3 separate regions of the Homo sapiens genome follow, and all the other regions are linked to region 3. A link is a loop called in an ENCODE intact Hi-C map of the cell type or tissue named here. Cell type or tissue: endothelial cell of umbilical vein. All regions are shown on one strand.

The links. Peaks named below come from ENCODE experiments on the same cell type or tissue, not always from the same donor. Only the 100,000 strongest peaks of a DNase experiment are listed, where the experiment ranks them.
Region 1: it touches region 3 in a loop (6-fold over the local background); 17 of 110 quality-filtered maps call a loop at or near these places.
Region 2: a loop joins it to region 3, with 8 times the contacts of the local background. A loop is called at or near these places in 74 of 110 quality-filtered maps.

The regions. Positions count from the first base shown.
Region 1 is chr13:111,064,402-111,072,401 of GRCh38, reverse strand. No RefSeq gene overlaps it. Among named protein-coding and RNA genes, the nearest start is that of LINC00368, 27 kb to the left of the region's middle. RefSeq lists enhancers at 5,062-5,121, 7,823-8,000. In endothelial cell of umbilical vein, a CTCF peak has its summit at 4,464 (motif pointing left); a DNase peak (open chromatin) is centred at 4,531; H3K4me3 peaks cover 609 bases; H3K27me3 peaks cover 1,342 bases.
Region 2 is chr13:111,219,495-111,227,494 of GRCh38, reverse strand. The region is part of intron 5 of ARHGEF7 (Rho guanine nucleotide exchange factor 7); the gene reads right to left. Among named protein-coding and RNA genes, the nearest start is that of ARHGEF7-AS1, 75 kb to the right of the region's middle. In endothelial cell of umbilical vein, a CTCF peak has its summit at 3,899 (motif pointing right); a DNase peak (open chromatin) is centred at 3,934.
Region 3 is chr13:111,150,172-111,158,171 of GRCh38, reverse strand. It overlaps ARHGEF7 (Rho guanine nucleotide exchange factor 7), which reads right to left. Exons shown (of 22, transcript NM_001354046.2): 2 at 4,181-4,267. LOC101060553 (a long non-coding RNA gene) reads left to right here and starts at 4,595. Exons shown (of 2, transcript NR_120398.1): 1 at 4,595-8,000. RefSeq lists a silencer at 4,105-4,464. In endothelial cell of umbilical vein, CTCF peaks have their summits at 4,023 (motif pointing left) and 4,780; a DNase peak (open chromatin) is centred at 4,571; H3K4me3 peaks cover 1,815 bases; H3K27ac peaks cover 1,901 bases; H3K27me3 peaks cover 347 bases.

The DNA.
Region 1 (8,000 bases), 86 kb after region 3:
TTTCTAATTCAAAGTTTGTGATTTTCTTTTTGTTCCTCTGTTTGCAGTGCCTGTTTTCTCTGTTTTTCCAGCAGCAGTTGTACTATGCTTGGTCTAGCCAGTGTTTATTATTGTTGTGGTTATTAGTATTATTAGCAGTGGTTGTCCTCCTGGGTGTTCTCTGGATTGTGGTTTGGTGTCTTCCATGAATTTTAAATATTCTTGGACATTAACTCTTCATGTTGTGGGAAGTCAGGGATCCCGAACAGAGGGACCGGCTGGAGCCATGGCAGAGGAACATAAATTGTGAAGATTTCATTTTAATATGGGCATTTATCAGTTCCCAAATAATACTTTTATAATTTCTTATACCTGTCTTTTAATCTCTTAATCCTGTTTTCTTCATAAGCTGAGGATGTATGTCACCTCAGAACCACTGTGATAATTGTGTTAACTGTACAAATTGATTGTAAAACATGTGTGTTTAAACAATATGAAATCAGTGCACGTTGAAAAAGAACAGAATAACAGTGATTTTTAGGGAACAAGGGAAGACAACCATAAGGTCTGACTGCCTGCGGGGTTGGGCAAAAAGAGCCATATTTTTCTTCTTGCAGAGAGCCTATAAACAGACATGCAAGTAGGGAAGATACCGCTAAATTCTTTTCCTCGCCAGGAATATTAATATTAATACCCTGGGAAAGGAATGCATTCCTGGGGGAGGTCTATAAACGGCCGCTCTGAGAGTGTCTGTCTTATGCAGTTGAGATAAGGACTGAAATACGCCCTGGTCTCCTGCAGTACCCTCAGGCTTATTAGGGTGGGGAAAAACTCCACCCTGGTAAATTTGTGGTCAGACTGGTTCTCTGCTCTTGAACCCTGTTTTCTGTTGTTTAAGATGTTTATCAAGACAATACGTGCACAGCTGAACATAGATCCTTATCAGTAGTTCTGTTTTGCCTTTTGTCCTGTTCCCTCAGAAGCATGTGATCTTTGTTCTGCTTTTTGCCCTTTGAAGCATGTGATCTTTGTACCTACTCTCTGTTTTACACCTCCTCCCCTTTTGAAACCCTAAATAAAAACTTGCTGGTCTGAGACTCAGGCAGGCATCACGGTCCTACCAACATGTGATGTCACCCCCTGGCGGCCCAGCTGTAAAATTCCTCTCTTTGTACTCTTTCTCTTTATTTCTCAGCCGGCTGACACTTATGGGAAATAAAAAGAACCTATGTTGAAATATGGGGAGCAGGTTCCCCCAATATCTTCAAATATTTCTTCTGCTGATTTTCTTTTCTTCTGGGATTCCAGTTACACATCTGTTAGCATGTCCGATAATTTCCCAAAGCTCTTACATGCTCTGGGTTTTTTGTGTGCTTGTTTTAAAAATCCCTGTTCCTGTTTGTGCCTTGCTTTTGGTCACTCCTATGGCCCTATCTTCATGTTTGCTGATTCTTTCTTTGCCTCTGCAGAATCTCCTGAATTCTTTGTTCACCTCTGCAGAACTCCCCATCTCTGCTATCACGCTTTTCAATTCTCACCTTGCCACCTCATCCTTCCTCACAGGCTCCAACACCTCTGGATCAAAGAGTGGGGTGTGGGGTGTCCTAGAGGTCAGAGGAGCCATCTTTTTGCCTTGGACCTTGCTGTACCACCCATTTCTAGGTGTAAAACTTGTGAAAAGCTCAGCCATGCTGGCATCGCTGGTCCCGACTTCTTTTGAAATAACTCTGAAAGCTACTTGAGAATGTACACAAGCCATGGCAAAGGAAAGGTCCCAGTGACACAAGGAGAATTTTTCACCACTGTGGAAGATAGTATAGCAGCTCCTGAAAAAATTAAACCTAGAATTATCATAGGATTCAGCAATTCTGCTGTTGGCTAAATGCCCAAGAAAACTGAAAGCAGACTCAAAAAGATCAGTACACCCATGTTCCTAGGAGCATTATTCAAAATAGCCAAGAGGTGGAAGCCACCCATGTCCACCAACAGAGGAATGAATAAACAAAATGTGGGCCCTTCATGTCATCCACCCCATGGATAACAATGGGGTGTTATCCATCCTCAACAAGCAAAGATGCTCTGACATGTGCCATAGCACAGATGAAACTTGAGGATGTTACGCTAAGTGAAATACACCAGCCACAAAAGGACAAATACTGTATGACTCCAGACAGATGAGGTCCATAGAGGACTCAAAGTCACAGAGACAGAAAGTAGAATGGGGGCTGCCAGGAGTTGGGGAGATGGGGGAGGGGGAGTCAGTGTTGAATGAGGACAGGGTTTTAGTCTGGGAAGAAGAAAAAGTTCTGGAGAAGGAAGACAGTATAGTGATGGTTGCACAAGAAACAATGTAAATGCACTTAATGCCACTGAACTGTGCACCTAAGAATGGTTAAGCGGTAAATTTCAGATTATGGATATTTTACCACAACAAAATTAAATGAATTCTTCATTACAACTAACTTTAAAACAATAGGAACAATTCATTTTTTATTTTGGTTCCAGAAAGCGTGCTCTAATCAACTCATTTAGGTAGCACCTGCTAGAACCTGGCTCTGCTCGATCAGATCTTTGCAGGCCTGAAGCTCTGTCCACAGCCACCAATCACCCACTGCGTGCGAGCTGGGAATCCTGCAAACATGGCCCTTTCTACAAGATGAATGGAGAACATTTGAGGAGTAACACTTGGCTTGGGAAAACCAGCCTAAAACCCCTGAGGAATCTCCAGTTTAGTGTTAATTGGCTCATTTATCACAGGGGGCAGAGGTCAGGAGCAGCCCATGATGAGAGGTGGGGTCTCTTTCAGAAGACCCGGCAGAAGATTCACCTCTACTCAGAGAATATCTGGAATTCTCAGAGGAAGCTGGCATAAGAGAAGTGTGACTCCTGAAGTCCAGGAAAGACATTCTTCATTTGCATTAAAGGAGAGTGAATTTAACTATTCTGCTGATTCTAGAAGTTTCTATAACTCTCCAGTGCTCATGAGCTGAACCTGAATAGAAAAGACAGCCTCGTCATCTGTGTCAAGTCCTGCTTGCTTAGACACTGTCAACCTTACACTCTCCCCTCCCACAGCTCCATCACCTTCTGGCTTCATTTGAGGGCAGAACTGAAACAATGTTGGAGTGGGTACTACATAGGCCACCTCTGAGAGGGTGAGACATGACAGGGACGCTGGGTTCAGCCTCCTGTTGGGCTCTGAGAAAATGAGGACTTGGTTCAGATGTGTAAGGTTAGACCGTCTTTGTCATCCCAACATTGACACTCAGTTAGGACTTGGGGATAAATCCCTGCAGTAATTTAAACTTACTATGAGATTACTCTGTGCAGAAATAAAGCAAAAGAATTTCATCCACAACACCTTCCATGCATCAAGAATAGACCTCCCTAATTTGAACAGCATCTTAAGATATCTGTGAGAATCCTGCGTGGTAAATACATATTCTGAGTGCTTACAATTTACATAGTTCTTACATCTTAATTACTCTTTTGCTAGTATCTGGCTAAGATTATACTCTTTGGAAAACCCTGGAAAAGCTATACATCAAGTACTATAATAATTCCATGCAATAAAAATACATTTATGATAGCAAATGTGAGCAACGGAGCTCTCATATGCAGCCCGTGGGAGTGTAAATTCGTACAACCGTTTTGGAAACCTGTTTGGCAGCATCTTCTGAGTTTAGTATGTGCACACTCTATGGCCCAGCAATTCTACTCCTAAATATATGCCAATCAGAAATGCGTATATGTGTGCCTAAAGACATGCACAAGAAGGTTTATAACAGCATCGTTCATCACTGCCCCAAGCCCAAAGCAGCCCCGATGCTTGGGAGCGGCTGTTTGGAGATGCCCCTCGTGGTGTGTGCATAAAGGGGAGTACTGCATTGCAGGGCAGTACGCACACATTACACCCCCATAATATGGCTGCACTCAGAATAGGGACAGTCTCACGAGCAAACACTGAGCAAAAGAATCCAGATACATTATATAACTCATTTATATAAAGCTTAGAACAGGCAAGGGTCATCTACACTGGAACAAGTCGGAAGATGGCTATTCTCTGAGGTGGGATAAGGGCTGGGAAGTGTGTGAGGGAGTCCCCTGGTGAGATTCTATGTCTGACCCGAGGCCTGGCCCCATGGATGTGTGAGCCTTTGTAAAAAATGTATATCCAGCTGAACATTTATGATTTGTGAGCTTTTCTATATATATGCTATACTTTCAGTTAAAAGTTGGCTTAAAACTCCATCCATATCCTTTAAAGTTTATTTGAAGACATTTAGGTCAACTAGTTTTGAGACTAGAACCTGTAACTGGAAGCACTGAGAGTGATAAAAGTCCTATAAGATTCAAGGAGCTAGTTAAATCTTCGTTTTAAGAATTGAGTTGAAACTTGAGCTTTTAGGATTTGCTGTTGTCAGTGGGCAGAATATTGATTATAATTAACAATTAACACCCCCTATTGGTCACCAGCAGCAAGTGCAGCGGTGGAACCAATCGATGAAATTGCACAAACGATTGCTAGCTTTAACACTTGTCTTTTTGCTCATAGGCGCGAGAAACCGGTATTAAAATTTAATAGAAAATGTAAAAAAAGAGGTTGGAGCTGTAAGAATTTCGTCTAGTACATGATACGGAGCTGTCATAATCGCAGGTTTGTTTCAGAACATTCCGGGTGCCTCCTTGGACATGGAACTGTCTGGGTTCTCATGGGATCAGAGTCCTCCCTTTCCCCGCCCTGGAGGGCAGGTCCGGTGCCTCTCACGGGCGGCAGCGCAGTCGGGACCCGCCGCCACGTCTCTGGGGCTCGGCGCAAAGCAGCTGCCCCGGGACCGCGTGAGCTAGGACGGCAGAGCCGCCGGGGAGCCGCGCACCTGCGCTGTGAACCTGGGTCCCCTGCACACCGCTTTGTTCACGGCCCGCGGCCAGGCTCCGTGCTGCGTTCCCAGGGTCGGGGCTCCGACCTCAGCAGCTCTGGCGGTCGTGATCAGCCCGGCACCTCCTAACGCTGGGTCAGCCTGTGAACCCCGATCTCACCGGGCCGCAGAGGCGCTCAGCAGCGGCAGCTTTCACCCAAGGGGACCAAGGCGGAGTCCTTCTTGTGGGAATGAAGGTCGCCCTGGTTTAAAGGCACAGTTTGCTTTTTTCCTCTCTCCTTTTTTTTTTTTTTTTTTTTTTTTTTTTTTTTTTTTTTGAGACGGAGACTCGCTCTGTCGCCAGGCTGGAGTGCAGTGACGCGATCTCTGCTCACTGCAAGCTCTGCCTCCCGGGTTCACGCAATTCTCCTGCTTCAGCCTCCGGAGTAGCTGGGACTACAGGCGCGTGCCACCACGCCCGGCTAATTTTTTGTATTTTTAGTAGAGACGGGATTTCACAGTGTTAGCCAAGATAGTCTTGATCTCCTGACCTCGTGATCCGCCCGCCTCGGCCTCCCAAAGTGCTGGGATTACAGGCGTGAGCCACCGCACCCGGCCTGTCCCCTAGCTCTGACTTCTTAACCGGCAACAACGTGGGAGACAGGTCTCCCACGAGGAACGCCTTCCCCAGAGCTCGTGGAAGGGGTGCAGGGGGCTGTGGGGCCCCTTTAAGCTCCCGCAGAAGCTCCTCCTCTGACCCCGCAGGCCCGGGGAAGCGCGGCCTCCCTTCCCGCGCCTGCAAGGGCTCTTCCGCTTAGATACTACGTTCGCTTTCTCTCGAATAAAAAAGTCCCTGTCTCCAATCTGGCCCCAGCTGCTGTGCTCGGACTGGCCTTGACTCCCCAGCGTTCTCTCCCGGAGCCTTCGGAAAGCTCCTCTTCTGTGCATAGGACCAGGGTGCCAAGTTCTCTACGCAGCACAGAACCAGAAACACCAAACGGGGCTCTGTCCTGGAAAGATGAGCACAGAGGCCAAGGCCACGCCGCTGTCAGTGGACTTAAAGAACGCGTTATACGTTTATTTACTCAGACATTCTTATTTTTTATGTTTTTAAATTGTGGCAAAATACACATAACGATTACCATTTTAACCATTTTTAGGCATTTAGGTGCATTCACATTTTTCACAATCAATAGAACATCTTCATCTTGCAAGACCGAACTCTGTCCCCCTTAAATAAGCACTCACTCCCCATTGCCCTCCCCAGCCCCTGGCATCCACCATTCCACTTTGTGTGTCTGAATTTGATTAGTCCAGGGACTAATACTGTTAGCAGCAGGGAATCCGTAGGGTCTGCAGCAACTCGATTCTTGCCTCCTCAGAGGAAAGAATTCGGCCGAGGTGCATAGTGCAGAGTGAGAGGCCAAGGCGAGTTTTAGAGCAGGACTGAGAGTTTATTAAAAAGCTTTAGAGCAGGAATTAAGGGAAGTAAAGTACACTTGGGAGAGGGTGAAGTAGGCGACTTGAGAGATCCAAGTGCAGGGTACAACCCCCCACTTTGGGTTTTATACATGGGCATGGTTCAGGGTTTCCATTTCCCCTTCCTTGACCTTTCCTTGGGGTGGGCTGTCCGCATGCGCAGTGACCGGCCAGCGCTTGGGCGGGGCCGCGTGCGCGCTGTATTACTGAAGTTGTGCACATGCTCACCTGAAGTATTTTGCCCTTACCTGTCTCGTGTTCCTGGAGGAAGGTCACACACCAGTTAAACTACATTTTACCTCTTAGTGCACAGGCCTAAGCCACCTCGCCCCACTCCTGAGATCTTATAGAAAGCTGCTGATCAGTTTCAGGTGTTTTCCAGCTATTGGGAGCCCGCCTTTCCCTGGCACAGCTGCAACCAATTACTATTTTAGAGAACCAGTTTAACCACTGCCTGAGTATCACCTGATGGTCTCCAGAGGTTCCTGGTGGGGTGGGCCCTCTCCTGCCCTGCTCATGTCTGCCTCGCCACTGACTAACAATGAGTGGAGTTCCACAGTACTTGTCTTTTTGTGACTAGCTAATTGTTTTATGTTTATTTTTAACAAAAATTCCTGGACAGTGTTTTGATAAATGATTTTCATGCAGCCTGTTTTATAAACTCCCTGGTTCTTTCTGTGATTGCTATTTTTCTCTTCCTCTCTGTTTAAATGCTTCATTCTACCCTTTCTTCCTGCTCTTGCTTCAGTGCATTTTGTTCTTCCTTTCCTATTTTTTCCTCTTTCTTCCTGTTTTCCATGATGTAACTGGAAGGCAATGTTAGAAATCAATGAGCAGCAGATCCCCCCGAGAACTAAGCACTGCAGTGGGGAAGCCACCCCAGCTTTGTTTTCCGCCACTGCAGACTCATCTGGAAGAATCAGTGTTTTTTCCTTCTCAGCCAGATGGCTGCCTTTGTGTTTCCACCATGGGCCTTCTCTTACCCATGAGAAGGTCTCTTTCCTGCTTTGAGGGAGAGGAGACCATGCCAGGTGCCATGTGGGCTGCCCTGAAGAAAACTGTATGGGCTCACTGAGGCTGCCACATGTTTTACTTTCTGAGAAGATGAGATGAGCCCTCCACATTTCAAGGCTGAGAGCAGAAATGTGACCAGGTGCTGGAGCCTCCAGGACAGTGAAGGAAGGGGTCTGGGTCCCTGCTTAGCCCTGAAGGAAAAGGAGCAGCTTCCAGAAGGCAGTAGGGATGTGGGTGCTGTGACAGGCCGTGCCAGCTTGGTCCTGCATGTGGTTAGAAACCAGGAGCCTTGGCCACCAAGTGGAACCAAAATCTCCCATCCCTGTCTTGTTCTCTTTGCATAGTGTGGACGAAAAGCGTCAAGCTCTGTAAAACATTTGAAGAGGTTTATTCTGACCAAATATGAGGGACCAATGACTTGTGACACAACCTCAGGAGGTCAGGAGAACATGTGCCCAAGGTAGTCAGGCTACACCTTGGTTTTATACATTTTAGGGGGACTTAAGACATCAATCAATACAGGTAAGGTGTACATTCGTTGGGTCAGGAAAGGTGGGACAACTTGAAGCAGGGGCTTCCAGGTCACAGGTAGACTCAAAGAATTTCTGATTGGCAATTGGTTGAAAGAGTTTTTATCTAAAGACCTGGAATCAATAGAAGGGAGTGTCT
Region 2 (8,000 bases), 69 kb before region 3:
AAAAAATGCTAACAATCATCTGAGCCTTCAGCAAGCTGTAATCTCTTTGTAGAGGGTCTTGCCTTGATATGGATGGCTGCTGACTGATCAGTGGCTGCAGAAGGCTGCGGTGGCTATGGACACTTCTTGAAACAAGACAATGAAGTGTGCCAGTATCAACTGATTCTTCCTTTCATGAAAGATTTCTCTGGAGCGTGAGATGCTATTTGGTAGCATTTTACACACATACAACTTCTTACAAAATTAAGAGTCAATCTTCTCAAACCCTGCTACCACTTTATCAACTAACTTTTTGCAACAGTCTAAATCTTTTGTTATTTCAACAATGTTCACGGCACTTCAGCAAGGGTAGATTCTATTTCAAGAAACCACATTCTTTGCTCAGCCATAAGGAGCAACTCTTCATCCATTCAAGTTTTCTCATGAGACTGCAGCAGTTCAGTCACATCTCCAGGCTCCACTTCCAATTTTAGTTCTCTTGCTGTTCCCACCACACAGGTAGTTCCTTCCTAAACTGAAGTCCTGAGGCCCTAAGGTCATCCATCAGGGTTAGAATCAATGTCTTCCAAACTCCTGTTGATGTTGATATTTTAACCTCCTCCCATAAATCACAAATGTTCTTAACAGCATCTAAAGGGGTAAATCCTTTCCAGAAGGTTTTCAAATTACTTTGCCTAGATCCATTAGAGGAACCACTATTTATGGCCTTACAAAATGTATTCCTTAAATGCTAAGACCCAAAAATCTAAATTAATCCTTGACCCATGAGCTGCAGTATGGATGCTGTGTTAGCAGCATGAAAACAACATTAATTTCTTTGTATGTCTCCCTCAAAGCTCTTGGGTGATTAGGTACACTGTCAATAAGCAGTAACATGCTCAAGGGAATCTTTTTTTCCTGAGTGGGAGGTCTCTAAAGTGGGCTTAAAATATTCAGCAAACCATGACACAAGCAGATGTGCCACCATCCAGGCTTTGTTGTTCTAACTTACAGCGCAGAGAGGCAAAGTTGGTTAAGCATAATTCTTAAGGGTACTAGGATTTTCAGAATGGTAAATGAGAATTGGCTTCAACTCAGTCACCAGCTACATTAACCCCAGACCAGAGAGTCAGCCTGTTGGTGTGGCCACCTTCACCGATGATGTCAGCTAGATCTTCTGGATGACTTGCTGCAGCTTCTCCGTCAGCACGTGCTGCTTCACCCTGCACTTTCATCATGTTCTGGAGACGGCTTCTTTCCTTCAACCTCATGCACTAACCTCCATTAGCTTCAAACTCTTTTTCTGCAGCTTCCTCACCTCTCAGTCTTCATAGAATTGAAGAGATTAGGCTTTGCCCTTAAGGAAATGTTGTGGCTGGTTTGATCTTCTATCCACACCACTCAAACTTTCTCCATATCAGCAATAAGGTGGTTTCATTGCTTATCATTCATGTGTTCACTGGAGTAGCACTTATAATTTCCTTCAAGAGCTTTTCATTTGTATTCACGACTGACTGGTGCAACAGGCCTAGCTTTCAGCCTGTCTCACCTTTCTACATGCCTTCCTCACTAAGGTTAATCGTTTCTAGCTTTTTATTTAAAGTGAGAGACATGCAACTCTTCCTTTCATTTGAACACTTAAGAGGCCATAGTAAGGTTATAAACTGGTTTAATTTCAGTATTTTTGTGTCTCAGGGAATGAGTGGCCTGGGGAAAAACATGGGGAATTCCCGGTCAGTAGGGCAGTCAGAATACACACAACATTTATCAATTAAGTCTGCCATCTTACATGGGCATGGTTCATGGCACCCCAAAACAATTCTAACAGTAACACCAAAGGTCCCTGATCACAGATCACCATAACGGATACAATAATGAAAAGCTGTGAAATCGTGCAAGAATTACCCAAATGAAGCACTGGGACAAGTGGGCACATGGTGCTGGAAAAATGGCACCAACAGTGTTGCCACAAGCCTTCCATTTGTAAGAGAAAAAAAAAAAAACAAAAAAACAAGCAAAGTGCAATAAAGTGAGATACGCCCTATAAATCTAAGCAGAGAAGTCTCTGCATACTGTGAAGAGTTGCGAGGCAGCTACGTAGGAGAGGAGAGGAGGTGAGTAACGCCTCTCCCTGGATCAGGGCTGTGGGAGTGGGTGGCCTGTGCTCTTCCCCACATGAGCTCTTCCGTCTACTGGCTATCACATGCTACAAGCATGTGGCATGTAAGTAATACAATTACTTAAGCATAAATGCAAATAAAACTTTTTTAAAAAAGAGAAGCTCTAATACTGGAAGACTAACAACCTGACCCCTAATTACTCTAAGTCAGCTGGTCTATGGGACGTGCTCCTGAAACGGAAGATGTGTAATCATCACCGACAACGGGAGGCAGCCACATTGCAGTGAGGACATGCTCGGTATACCAATCTAGGAAAATATTCACTTTCACACGCCAGAAACATTTCCAAACCATCTACTCCAAGACCCCTTTGTACATAATGCTATAATACGCTCCCTACGCCTGCCTCGGGGGGCCCATATCTTCTAATTTATGTTCTTCTCTCTTGTTTAAAAACAATTACATCTTGAAACAATAGTGCTGAGAGGTCCATCCTGTAATGCAGCCTCATGTGTCCCATCCAAACCCAATCCTCACCGGAGAGGAGGAAGGACTACAGCACAAGCTCACATCCAGTGGCACGAAGGAAGGCAAGGTTCTGGGGTACTTTTGTCCTTTTCCCCGCACAGATTATACTCACATCAAACACTGTTCCTCCACAGCTAAATTAATAACGACATCCAAAATTCAGCTGCGTGTTGCTTTATGTCAAAAATAAGTAAAAAATATTTAAAAGTGACCAACTTAAAAAGTGGCAATGTCGTTAAAGATCTGTGGATCAGCAAATGACAGTCCCATTTAAGCTCTCACATCACTGCCAAACACAGACAGTCATCATCTCAAGCTAACCAGCCCCCAAAACAGCATTTAAAAGAAATGTCTTTACAACAGATAATAAGCTGTCCAGAAATAGGAGAATGACTAAAGTCAGCACATTAGAAATAATCATCTAAAAAAGCCTGAGTCCACATGCACACACAGAAAACTGGTCTTGGAAGCACACAGAGCACGAGGTGTGTTCTCACAGCTGCTAACCGTGTGTGCCACATGCAGCTGAGTGCCTCCACTTCTATCCAATCACAGCAACCACCATCACCACTCACTTCCAGAATGGACCTTGCTGCTTCTCTCCTTAACTTCTCCCTTGAATTTAGGAAATTCTGAAGCAAGGGAGTAAGAGTGAGGGTGGGTGGGTGGGTGTGAAACACAAATACATATCAGCCTGTAAAAAATGCTGTAGACGCTGGCTGCGGTGGCTCATGCCTGTAATCCCAGCACTTTGGGAGGCTGAGGCGGGCAGATGACAAGGTCAGGTGTTCGAGGCCAGCCTGGCTGACATGGTGAAACCCTGTCTCTACTAAAAATACACAAATTAGCCGGGCGTGGTGGCGGGCACCTGTAATCCCAGCTACTTGGGAGGCTGGGGTAGGAGAATCGCTTGAACCCAGGAGGTGGAGGTTGCAGTGAGCTGAGATTATGCCACTGCACTCCAGCCTGGGCAACAGAGCAAGACTCTGTCTCAAAAAAAAAAAAAAAATGCTATAGAAATCCATGGGTTTTACCTAACCAAAAAAGGTGCACAGAAAATAAATGCTAAGTGACAATTATTTACCTTCCATAAGACTGTACTGTACATATTCAGGAATAATATACAATGCTTTTGACACAAGCATTAGAAAGATCGTTATTACAGAATCCTAGAACATTTTATCTGTCTTCAAAGAGGGACTATTCAAACAAGAAATCCTACACCACAGGTTAAAAGCACCAACACAACGGTGAACCTTGACAAGAACAATTCCATCTCCGACCACAAGAGGGCAAACCACCAATGGCTACACTTCCCCAGGGAAGCAGGAGAGGTGAATTGGACCATCTGGTCAATTTATCTGGAGATAAACAGCCTAAAAAAGTGCCATTTAGAGAAAAACTTCAGTTCTTGTTTACTCAGTAAAACTATTTGTACATCAAATTAAAATATAATTCAGAAGAGAAACCCTCAATTTAAAGGAAGTCAGTGTTTTCATGAATAAAGAAATGATCCTAACATGATGGTCAGAGAAGTCTCTAAGTTTGGAACCTGGCACAATTTTGTTTTCAGAAAAATCAAGCACTAATTAACTATAAATCAAAATACATTTAACACACTCTTCAAAAAAGGAAACCTAATTCCAAAATCAGAAAGCCACATAAACTACTGGAAAAAATGCAATATAGCCGCCCACCCTTATCCACGGGGGTACCCACAAGACTGCCCACTGGATGTCTGAAACTGCAGCTATATCTCTGTATATATACCAACCCTATATATACTATGTTTTCCCATCTATACATACCTATGTGTGTTTAATCTGGAAATTAGGTACAATAATGGATTAACAACAACTAATAATGAAATAGAACAATTATAACAATATACTATAACTAAAGTTATGTGAATGTGGTCTCTTCTCTCAAGATATCTTACTGTATTGTTCTCACCTGTTTCGAACCACAGTTGACTGCAGGTACTTGTAACCACATTACGCAAAGCCAGAGGTGAGAGGGAAGTCTGCTGTACTGAATGTAATTGTGATCCTAGAGTTTTATTCTTAACTGCTCTAGAGTAACACGGTAAAAAATGTGGTTTCACACTTGCCTCAAATGCCCACGGTTAAACTCAGACTGGGCTGGGCGTGGTGGCTCACGCCTGTAATCCCAGCACTTTGGGAGGCTGAGGCAGGTGGATCACTTGAGGTCAGAAGTTCAAGACCAGCCTGCCAACATGGTAAAACCCTATCTCTACTAAAAATACAAAAATTAGCCAGGCATGGTGGCACGTGCCTATAATCCCAGCTACTCGGGAGGCTGGGGCAGGAGAATCGCTTGAACCCAGGAAGCAAAGGTTGCAGTGAGCATCACTGCACTCCAGCCTGGGCAACAAGAGTGAAACTCCATCTCAAAATAAAATAGTAAAATAAAATTAAAAATAAATAAACTAAAATAAAACTAGCATGACTTTCCATACAATATGCTTAGGTAATTAGAGAACAACAGGGACAGAAGGTTATTCCTTTGGTTCAACCATCAGATAAAGTTTAGCAAATGCATCACTAATATGCTCAAAAATGACATTTCTTGAATTTTAAAAAATAAACAGGAAAAAAAGGGAAATTTTCCAAAGTTACTTAGGTCTCAGTTTGGCACAAACCCTATTGTGATGGTTAATACTCAGTGCCAACTTGATTGGATTGAAGGACACAAAGCATTAATCCTGGGTGTGTCTGTGAGGGTGTTGCTAAAGGAGATTCACATTTGAGTCCGTGAACTGGGAAAGGCAGACCCACCCTTAAGCTGCTGGGCACCACCTAATCAGCTTCCAGCAAATATAAAGCAGGCAGAAAAACGTGAAAAGGCGAGACTGACCTAGCCTCCCAGCCTACATCTTTCTCCCATGCTGGATGCTTCTTGCCCTCAAACATCAGCCTCCAATTTCTTCAGTTTTGAGACTCGGACTGGCTCTCCTTGCTCCTCAGCCTGTAGATGGCCTATCGTGGGACCTTGTATACATATACACATATACGTACACGTACACATATACATACATATATGAATCCATAGGTGTATGAGGGTTCTTTAGAGGGACAGAAGTAATAGAGGGACAGAACTAATAATATTCTCCTATTAGCTGTATATATAGATAGATACAGATAGATATATCAAGGGGTTTATTAAGGGGAGTTTATTATATATACATGTTATATATATATATAAAGGGGAGATACATATATATATACATATAAAGGGGAGATATATATCTATATATAGATATATATAGATATGTATCTATATATATAGATATATAGATATGTATCTATATATAGATATATATAGATATATATCTATATATATAGATATATATATGTCTATATATATCTATATATATAGATGTCTATATATCTATATATATAGATATATATATCTATATATAGATATATAGACATCTATATATATAGATATATAGACATCTATATATATAGATATATATATAGATATATATATAGACATATATATAGATATATATAGACATATATATCTATATATAGATATATATAGACATATATATCTATATAGATATATATAGACATATATATCTATATAGATATATATAGACATATATATCTATATAGATATATATAGACATATATATCTATATAGATATATATAGACATATATATCTATATAGATATATATAGACATATATATCTATATATATATGAAAGGGAGTTTATTAGGTATTAACTTACATGATCACAAGGTCCCACAATAGGGGGATGTATATGTATATATGTATATGTAGATATATATATATCTCCCCTTTATATATATATAACATGTATATATAATAAACTCCCCTTAATAAAGTTCCCTTCATATCTATATATCTATCTATATCTATATATATAACTAACAGGAGAATACTATTAGTTCTGTCCCTCTAAAGCACCCTAATACACCTATGGATTCCGTGTGGCCCCTGCAAAGAGCTCCTTGATGGCAACACACCATGTACACGCACATACGTTGAAACCGGGCACGCACACACGCTCAGACACGCCTAAGACATGAGTAGTGGCTTCGGGTAGAACAAAGTGAGAGCACTGTTCCTCATGAGAGCCATGTTTCTAAACACGCCCTGCCGGTCCTTTGGAGGGCGTCCTCTGCTGCTGCCAGCTCAAGGGCCCACAGTCCACTCAAAAGCGGGGGCTCACGATGCCTTCCTGTGGGCTATCAGGGGTAACAGCATACTGCAAGACAAATTCCCACGGCAGATGACACTGACGACATTCAAATGTGTCTGAAAATCACTTCCAACTGGAGAGGATTTTGAGATCCACAAACCCCATCTTTTCAGCGTAATTTCCTTGCTCTGGGTTACTTCTAAAAAATCCACAAGGAGAAATACATGAAAAGTAAAACCCCACTCACCTGCACTCTTACTGTGGTGGTTCAGAGTCAGTCCAGGATTCACACTTAAAGGAGGAGTTCACTTAAGAATTAAAGAAAGTCAGAAAGACCAGCTGGAACAAGCGTCTGTCCCTACTCCAAAGGTGCGTCCCACTTAGCAGTTCTGTAACCTCAACTCTCCTTGGCAAAGGTGAGCAACGAACGAGGTCCTCCTTCCTCTGCCCTGGCTCAAGTGTCCTCCTGGAAAGTCCACTGGCGCCACCTCAGGCCTCTCGGCCCAGGGCTGCTCTCATTGGTTCCCAGGAAAAAGATCTCTCCAACTGGTGGGGCTGGGCTAGGAGATGGGCTCACAGGATGGACCGGGCCTGCCCTAGCCCTAGGTCTCCAGGAAGGCTCATGCAGGCCAGTGCCATCCAACTGAGTCACAGACTAAACTGCATCTCCTAACAGTGATGTCTATCAAGTTGACATTTCCACGCCTCAGCATGGTGCCAGTGCCGCGCTCTCAGTGGGCTCTACACATGAACGGATTTTTTTAAAGGATGTCATGTACTTGCAACCCACCCCCTTCTTAATATCCCAGCAATACTTGTCTTCAAGGGTTATGAGGAGAACTGAAGTTGCAAATGGAAAGTACTTTATACATTAACTGGAACATAACAAGCAGCCGGAAAAAAATTCTGCCCAAGTCGATTTATTATAATAAAAAATACTGCCTTTTAAATTATCATTATTAACAACTACAAAAAACAGTAGCAACTTCACATCCAACAGGATGGCTATTACTTTAAGAAAAAAAAAAACAAGTTGGCGAGAACACAGAAGCAGCAGAACCCTGTGCACTGCTTGTGGGAATGCGACATGGTCCAGCCGCTGGGGAAAACCACGTGGCAGTTCCTCCAGACTTAATCACAGAACCACCATCTGACCCAGCAATTCCACTTCTGGGTATAT
Region 3 (8,000 bases):
GCTAAGTATCAAGAACAGTAGACATCTTTCTTTCAAACAGAACTAAGTTAAAATCCATAGCTTTATTATAATAATTTTGTTGCTAATATTCCTGAAACCACGTTATTAATGTGAGCTTAATAATGTATCAATTAACTGGAATCTTATATCCTTAACTTTCAGCTCTTGAAATAAAAAACTGGTAAACATGTTACAGGCGTGATGGCTTTAACCAAACAAGCTTTCTCCTAGGAACATAAAATCTGCTTTTGCCAGTTACATTTCACCTGCTTCCCTAGTTGTCAGATGCCTAATCAGACAATGTTGCATAGGGTGGGAACATCTTGGAAGCTAATTCATTGTGACCTTTTCAGTGAACAAGCATGTGCACACACACACATGCACACATACACATCCTACAGTAGCTACAACACTTGAATCAGAATTCCACAGTAACATAGCAAAATACTGGAAACAGAAATCACTCTGAATTTCTCTGTAGCTGTTTACCTAAGAAAATGCAAAGAAATGTCCTATCACTTGCTTGGTTTGCCTCAGTAAGTTACTTATCCTCAAGTGAAATTCTACAAACATCATCATCATCATCATTTTTTTTTTCTTTTTTTGAGACGGAGTTTTGCTCTGTTGTCCAGGCTGGAGGGCAGTGGCGTGATTAGTAGAGATGGGGTTTCACCATGTTGGTCATGCTGGTCTCAAACTCCTGACCTAAGGTGATCTACCCGCCTCAGCCTCCCAAAGCGCTAGGATTACAGGCATGAGCCACTGCACCCAGCCAACATCATCATTATTCTTATTAATAATTATTATTTTGGTTGCTTTTGAGATACAAATAGAAATTGTGTGCCTAGGGGTTTTTTGCCCTAACTGGAAAAAAAAAAAAAATTTAAGCATGCCAAGTAAAAAAGTTATAAGAAAATGAAGTCATCCAAGTTGCACTGCTTTCCAACAGTAATTAAATTTTTTTAATTTTCCAAATTTCAAAGTTTTCCAGCTTAAAACCCAGTGCTTCTCAAAGTTTACCAATAAATGCGACTCACACAATATTCCTTTAAAACCAATTTATAAAAATATTTTCATAATCAAAACAATTGGGGGATAATATCTGATTTTCTACAGGTAATTAAGGAGGGCATGCACCAAAACAGCTGACATATTAACCAAGTTTACTTCCTTTTTCCCTTTAACAAATCTTAGCAGAGCTTAAACTGACAGTAAATAAGAATATATACACCAAAAACAATCTGTTACAAACACAATTCAGTCTAAACTAACCCCTGGAAGAAAAGCACCTTGACATTTACAACTATAGAACAAAAGCTAATCTAGAATTTAAGCTATTAGTTTTAAGTTTTGTGTCTGTAGTTTCAAAACATTTCTTATCAATTTCCCACCTTTCAGAATTTTGTGAAAATGAAATGTGTAAATCCCACAACATATTTCACAAGTGCAAGGCCCTTCCCTCCTGACTCCCTAAGCAATTCTTAAACACTGGGAAATTGCTGCACTGTGGCCCGCATGGGAGATGACCAAGTCCTTCAGGGCCCAGCCCTGTCCCTTCACATCACCTTACAAGGCTGGAAGCCAGAGCTGGATGCATAGCATACAAAATGACTTCTCAGGGTAACTTCCCAAAAAACACAATGACTGAACAATTTATCAGGTTTTTCATGTGCTGTTTTCATATTTTCATTTTTATTATCTCCTAGGTAATTACAAGTGTGACTCACACTAAGCTTGAAGAATGCTAACATTTGCCTCTTGCTTAAATTTACTGGAAGAGATATTTACTCTTTAAAAATAGCACAAAATAAGTCAAAACTAATTTTTTACTTTAAAATGAAACTCACTTGCTATCACTTACAACCTCAAGTTCATTCTATTAGTAACAAATATTTATTGAAAGCCTATTATGTGCCAAGCACTATTGTAGATGCTTGGAATATGTTAGTGAAAACTCTCTTCCAGAAAACCTTCAAATAAACTCTTAATTATAAAAACAATAGTTACTGTATGAAATGTCAGCAACCTTTGGAAAACTAAAAACGGTAAGTTTTTAACATTCAATTTACTTTTTTTTTTTTTTTTTTTTTTGAGGGAGTCTTGCTCTGTCACCCAGGCTGGAGTGCAGTGGCAATCTCAGCTCACTGCAACCTCTGCCTCCGGGGTTCAAGGGATTCTCCTGTCTCAGCCACCTGAGTAACTGGAACTACAGGTGCACGCCACCACGCCGGGCTAATTTTTGTTTTTGGGTTTGTTTAAGTATAGACAGGGTTTCACCATGTTGGCCAGGCTGGTCTCGAACTCCCGACCTCATGTGATCCACCCGCCTCGGCCTCCCAAAGTGCTGGGATTACAGGCGTGAGCCACCACACCCAGCCTCAATTTACTTTAAAACAAAACTTTTTTAAAAAGTTTTACACTAAAGTCAGATAATCTTAATGTGCCAATTGAGTTTCAAAAGTATGTTAACGTAAACAAAACTCAGTAGTTTCAAGAGGATAATATAATAAAATCCCTCACAAAGGTGAAGAAAAAGTAAAACCTGCCACTAGCAAGGCATATTATCACAGCCAATAAGGCAGCTGGATTACAAATGACAAAGCTGATACGACAAAGGGTATCAGGGAAAGACTACTGAAACACTGTCTTTTTCCCCTTTGAAAAGGCCCTAAGTTTCTTGGAATCTCCCCTAGCACTTTCACTTACGTGTAATAATTTCCTTGCCAACATGAAATACTACCAACAATAAATTTCTTTGTGTTTACAATCATAAACAACGCCAGTAATACTTTAATCTATGAATTCCTACATGTCTAATTCAATTAAATAAACTTTCCATGTAACCTGCCCTCACAGATTTGATGTTCTAGGTTTTCCGAGAAACCTATAGCAAAATATTCTTCGGGAAGGGAAACCTCTGTTGGGTTATCCTACATAACAGGTTCTACAAAGATGCTTTCATATACAGTTGTCCCTTTTTATCAGCAGGGAATTGGTTCCAGGATCCCGGTGGATACCAAAACCCTCAGATGCTCAAGTCTTTTATATAAAATGGCATAGTCCCGTAAACATTAAATCATCTCTAGGTTTCATACACTACCTAGTACATTATAAATGATATGTAAATAATCATTATACTGTGTTGTTTTTTATTGTTTTTTTTTAATTGGTTTCCCCCTCCTCCAGTATTTCCAATCCAAGGTTGGCTGAATACACGGGTGGGTAACCTTGGATACGGAGGGCCGACTGTACTCTTATCTGGGAGCTTGATATTGCCCATCTCAGTTTACAGATAAGAAAACTAAGGTTAAGAGTGACAAAGTGGCAACATAAACGGCAGGACTTAAGTACAGGACTGACTGCAACCACTTAAGCAGATCCCAAGAAAAGCAAAGCTAGATTTCTGTATTTAAAGTGCTACCCCAAGTGTAGGAAGAATCGCAATAGCAAAATAAAATGAAAGAGTTAAATTCCCAGAAACTGCCACTGAAAGACTGAAAAGACAATGTTTAGTAAAGTGACACAACATTTTACAACAGGGAATCGAGACCCCGCCCAGTATGTTCCCCGACAGCATGTTTTATAAACGTCACATACTGGTTAATGTGAATTCTCTGGACATTAAGTGTTGAGGGTACGGAAAAACCACCGAATTTCTGGTCTCAGGAAGAAAAAGCAGAGAAAGGAGTGCGGCTGGGAGAAGCAGGCGGAGGGCTGGCCCATTTTATTTCTGCACGACTTTGCCTGATCACCTGCTGAGGATTCTAAGGCCTGACCCAGACCTAGATGCCAGCCCTTAGATGACAATCTCTAAAAGCAGAGTTCATGCTGAGGCAGGTGCCAAGAAATCGGTTCACACCCCTGATAAACGGTTGTTGAAAATGTGTGTCACCTGCACCACCAGCGACCAGAACCACTCTTCCTCACTGGAACGAGAGCAATGTCTGGGGTTCCACACGCAGACTCCACCCTGCCCTGGGGGTGGCCCGCGCGCCGCCACCTCCCGGCCATTACCCAAACCCGCAACGCCCCGTTCCACACATCCCGGACTCTCGAGCAGCCGGGGAGGGTCGGATCCGGGCGCGGAGGAGGCAGGAGGTCCGGCTGGAGCGAAGCACCCACCCCGGGCCCAACCCCGTCTTCCCGGCCCCTCCCTCGGCCCGTGGCCGCCCGCGCTCACCTCCAGCCGCAGGGAAGCCCCGCAGCCGCGCAGGAACTCGCGGATGTTGCTCAGGCACTCGCTCTCGCTCCGGGGCTCGGGGTAGACCTGCAATACAGAGCACAAGCGCTGAGCGCCGTGGCCGGCAGCGGGGACGCCGCGGACAAGGCCGAGCGACGCCCACGGCCCGCGCTCCCAACACAGCGGGCGACGCTGGCGAGCGGCCCCCGACGGCCTGGAGCGAGCCCGCTGCCCCAGATGCCAACCCGCTCAGCCGCTGCTTCTCCTCACCCTTTTTTCTTCCTCCGGGGCTGCACCAATCTCTGCCCCTTCCCGCACCAGGAAGTGAGCCCCGGCGCCGGAAGTGACGTCCTCAGACCGCGCCCCCGCCGGCCCGCGCGGGACGTCTTCGGATAGCGTCGGGTGTTCGCCCCCGCGGACGCAGCCCACCCTGCTTTGCCGGCGAGCTGCCACCTCCTCTGGCCCAGTGCTGGGCCTCGGTCCGGTAGAGGGAGCCCACCGGTTGGCCCCGCGCGCGGCCACCGCCGCCTCCTCCTGTCCAGTCTTCGGTCTCTACCCTAGCCCCGCGGACGCAGCCGACAAGGCCCGGCTCCGCGCTCGGCCTCCTCCCTGCTCCAGGTCCTTGGCCTGGCCCCGCAGACACAGCGCACCCGCTCGGCCCCTAGCGCAGACACCGCCGCCTCTTGGCGCCAGGTCCTCGGCCTCTCCCAAGTGGACGCAGCCTGGCCCAGAGGGGCCCCAGAGAACTCGGGCGGCTTGAGTAACCCCTGATCGTTGGGAGAGAACCTGGGATTTTTTCCCTTCTTTCTAGCCTAGGCTCATGGAGAGCGCAGTTACTATTCTAATGCAATGACTTAAAATAATTAAGCAACATAAATTATGCATGTTGGGATTAAGGTGCAATGTTTTCCCAAATATAAGCCACGCGCTTCATGAATGATTAACCGAAATAGTTAACATGAAAACCAGTAAGTCAGCTGAGAAGAAATTGTGGATCCACCGCAGTGGAGGAGCGCAGGAAGGCGCCTACAGACTCCCTAGTGCTTTAGTCCAAGGTAGAATTGTGAGGGCCACCAGCAACACATGTAAGGTGTTTGGACCTTACCCACGGCAAGAAACTAAGGAAACCAGAAACAGTACCAATTACTAGAAAATTTTAAGAAGCCTGAGGCATACGAAAAACTTTATTTTGTTTTTTGCTCTAAGGATTATTTTAACTGTAAGAAAACTTATGTTCCAAATTACATGTGAAGACATTAAGCGTTGACATTTAAACTAATGCGTCATCTAGAACTCTAGCATTTGAGGACATTAAAGGCATTTTTGTCCTTCTGTACTGTAGGAGAAAATCACGACATTTCACCAGGCTACTCAGGAATACTGTGGTTTCATTTTATGGTGCTCAGGTGTTTTAAAATTATACATCAAAACCAAGTGTTCAGCAATGCCAAAAGGGATGAAATGAAGCTTTTTTCTTTCTATAGTTGAAAAATTCCTTCAAGCAAGTGCTGACATGTTTCCATCGAAACTGTACATTTTTTCAGTGGAATGGCAAAAGCAAAGCTGCTTCCTAATCCGTTTTGCTCTTTAAAATAATTTTCAAAAATTATCACATATCTAGGTAATACCTAATTTTTTTCTTCATAGTTTTAAATAGTTGTAAAGGATGTAATTTCTGACATTCTGATGACATTTTTAAATTAAACCATTGCATCCTTTATAAAAAATATATCCAATAGAATCTAAGTGTAATAGAAACATAATACCCATTTCTCCATCTAAAAAGTTTCTGAACAAGTCAGACATTAATTCTTTCTCCTTTAATTCATTCCACTTCACCCAAAAAGTTGTATCCTCATATAGTCTATTTTTATGCTTGAAACACACTCTTTTTTGGCAAGTAACCTCTACAAATACAGTCAATCATCATTCAAAGAGTCTGTATTTATGAACTCAGCTACTTGGCTAAAAATTATGTGTAACCCAAAAATCAATACTTGAAGCACTCTCAGTCATATATGGACACAAGCAGAACAGTGAAAAATTTGGATCACCTTATGTACACGTTCCCAGCTGTGCTTGAATAAGGCCATGCTCTGCCTTTTTTTTTTAGTTCTCATTCTGTAAACATATGTCCTCTTCTCACTCTACTTAGTGTCACATTTTTCAAATTTCTATGCTTTCCGATGGTGATTTCTGTTTCAAATGGCCCCCAAACGTAGTGCTGAAATGCTGTCTAATGTCCCTAAGCGCAAGAAGGCTGTGATGTGTCTTAACAGAGAAAATACATGTGTTAGATAAGCTTTGTTCGGGCATGAGTTATAGTGCTGTTGGCCATGAGTTCAATGTTAATGAATCAACAATACAGTGCATTCACATCTGTACATGAGGCTGCTCCAGAAAGTGCTAAAGTAACATCTATAGTGTGTGATGAAGCTATGGAAAAGATGGAAAAGCAGCTAAAATTGTGGATTCATGAGACGACAACCAATAAAAAAAGTCATATATGGACTTTTGTAGTGTAGTGAGCAGTATTGTTGTGAGGCTGAAAGCCAAAGAAATTTACAGCCATGTTACCCAAGGTCAGGAAAATATTAAACCCTTCTCAGCCAGTGCAGGCTGGCTGGCACGTTTCAAAAGGCGGTACAGCATGAAATCAAATTTTAAACTTGCAGGCAAGGCAGGTTCTGCCATAAGGAGGCTGCGGAAGAATTTTTAAAATGTCTGCTAAGTGTTATACGTGAAAAGGGTTAAAGGGTTATGGTAAAGAGCAGGTTTTCAATGCTGATGAGACTGCTTGTTTTATAAGAATGTTGGCAAATGAACCTATGTAATGTAAATGGTCACACGAGCCCCTGACTTTAAAGCATTCAACCTTGCTATTGTGCACCAATGCCAAGGGCGACTTTAAGTGCAAACCTCTGATGGTGTACAGAGCCCAAAACCCATGAGCCCTTAAAGGGAAAAATCTGAACTGCATGCCAGTCCATTGGCGGTAGAACAGAAAAGCATGGCTGGTATCTGAAATATTCTGGGATTGGTTCCACCACTGCTTCATTCCAGAAGTTGAACGATATCTCTAGGGCAAAAACCTTGCTTTCTGGGTCTTATTAATTTTGGATAATGCCCCAGTTCATTGCACGATGAACTTGAAAATGCTCACCCCAACAAAGAAGTTCTTTTCATGCCCCCAATACTACATCTCTCGTCCAGCCCCTCAGGGCATAATACAAACTTTCAAGGCACACTACACGAGGGAACTTTATTGTAAAGCTTGTGAGGCTCTTGACGCCAACAAGGAAGCCACCATGACAGACTACTGGAAATCACTCACTATACGCAGCATTATTGATTATGTTGGCACAGCGTGGGACAGCATCAAGCAGGCTACTATCAATAACTGCTGGGAAAACATTTGGCCAGACTCTGTGAAAACTTTTCAAGGCTTTGAAGGTGTTTCAGAAAATATAAAAAACAATGTAAAAAAACAATGCATATTGCAAGGCAAATAAGTGGAGAAGGTTTCAATGACATGAAGGAAGAAGATGTGGAGGAAATTTTGTCAGAGAAGGCAGTAGAACCCACAAACAAAAACCTGGATGAGATGGCAAAACATGGGAGCATAGTCAGGGATGAAAGTCACCCTAAGACTCCAAGAATTGTCCTTCTCACAGCAGCCAAAATATCAGAATAGAATTCTGCCTTGGAAAACATTTTCAATGACATGGAAGAATGTGACCCTGTACTTGAACGTGGCCTCACATTTAAGCACCTCACTTCCACTGCATTTATCCCTTATTCTGAGATGCTTAAAGATTTG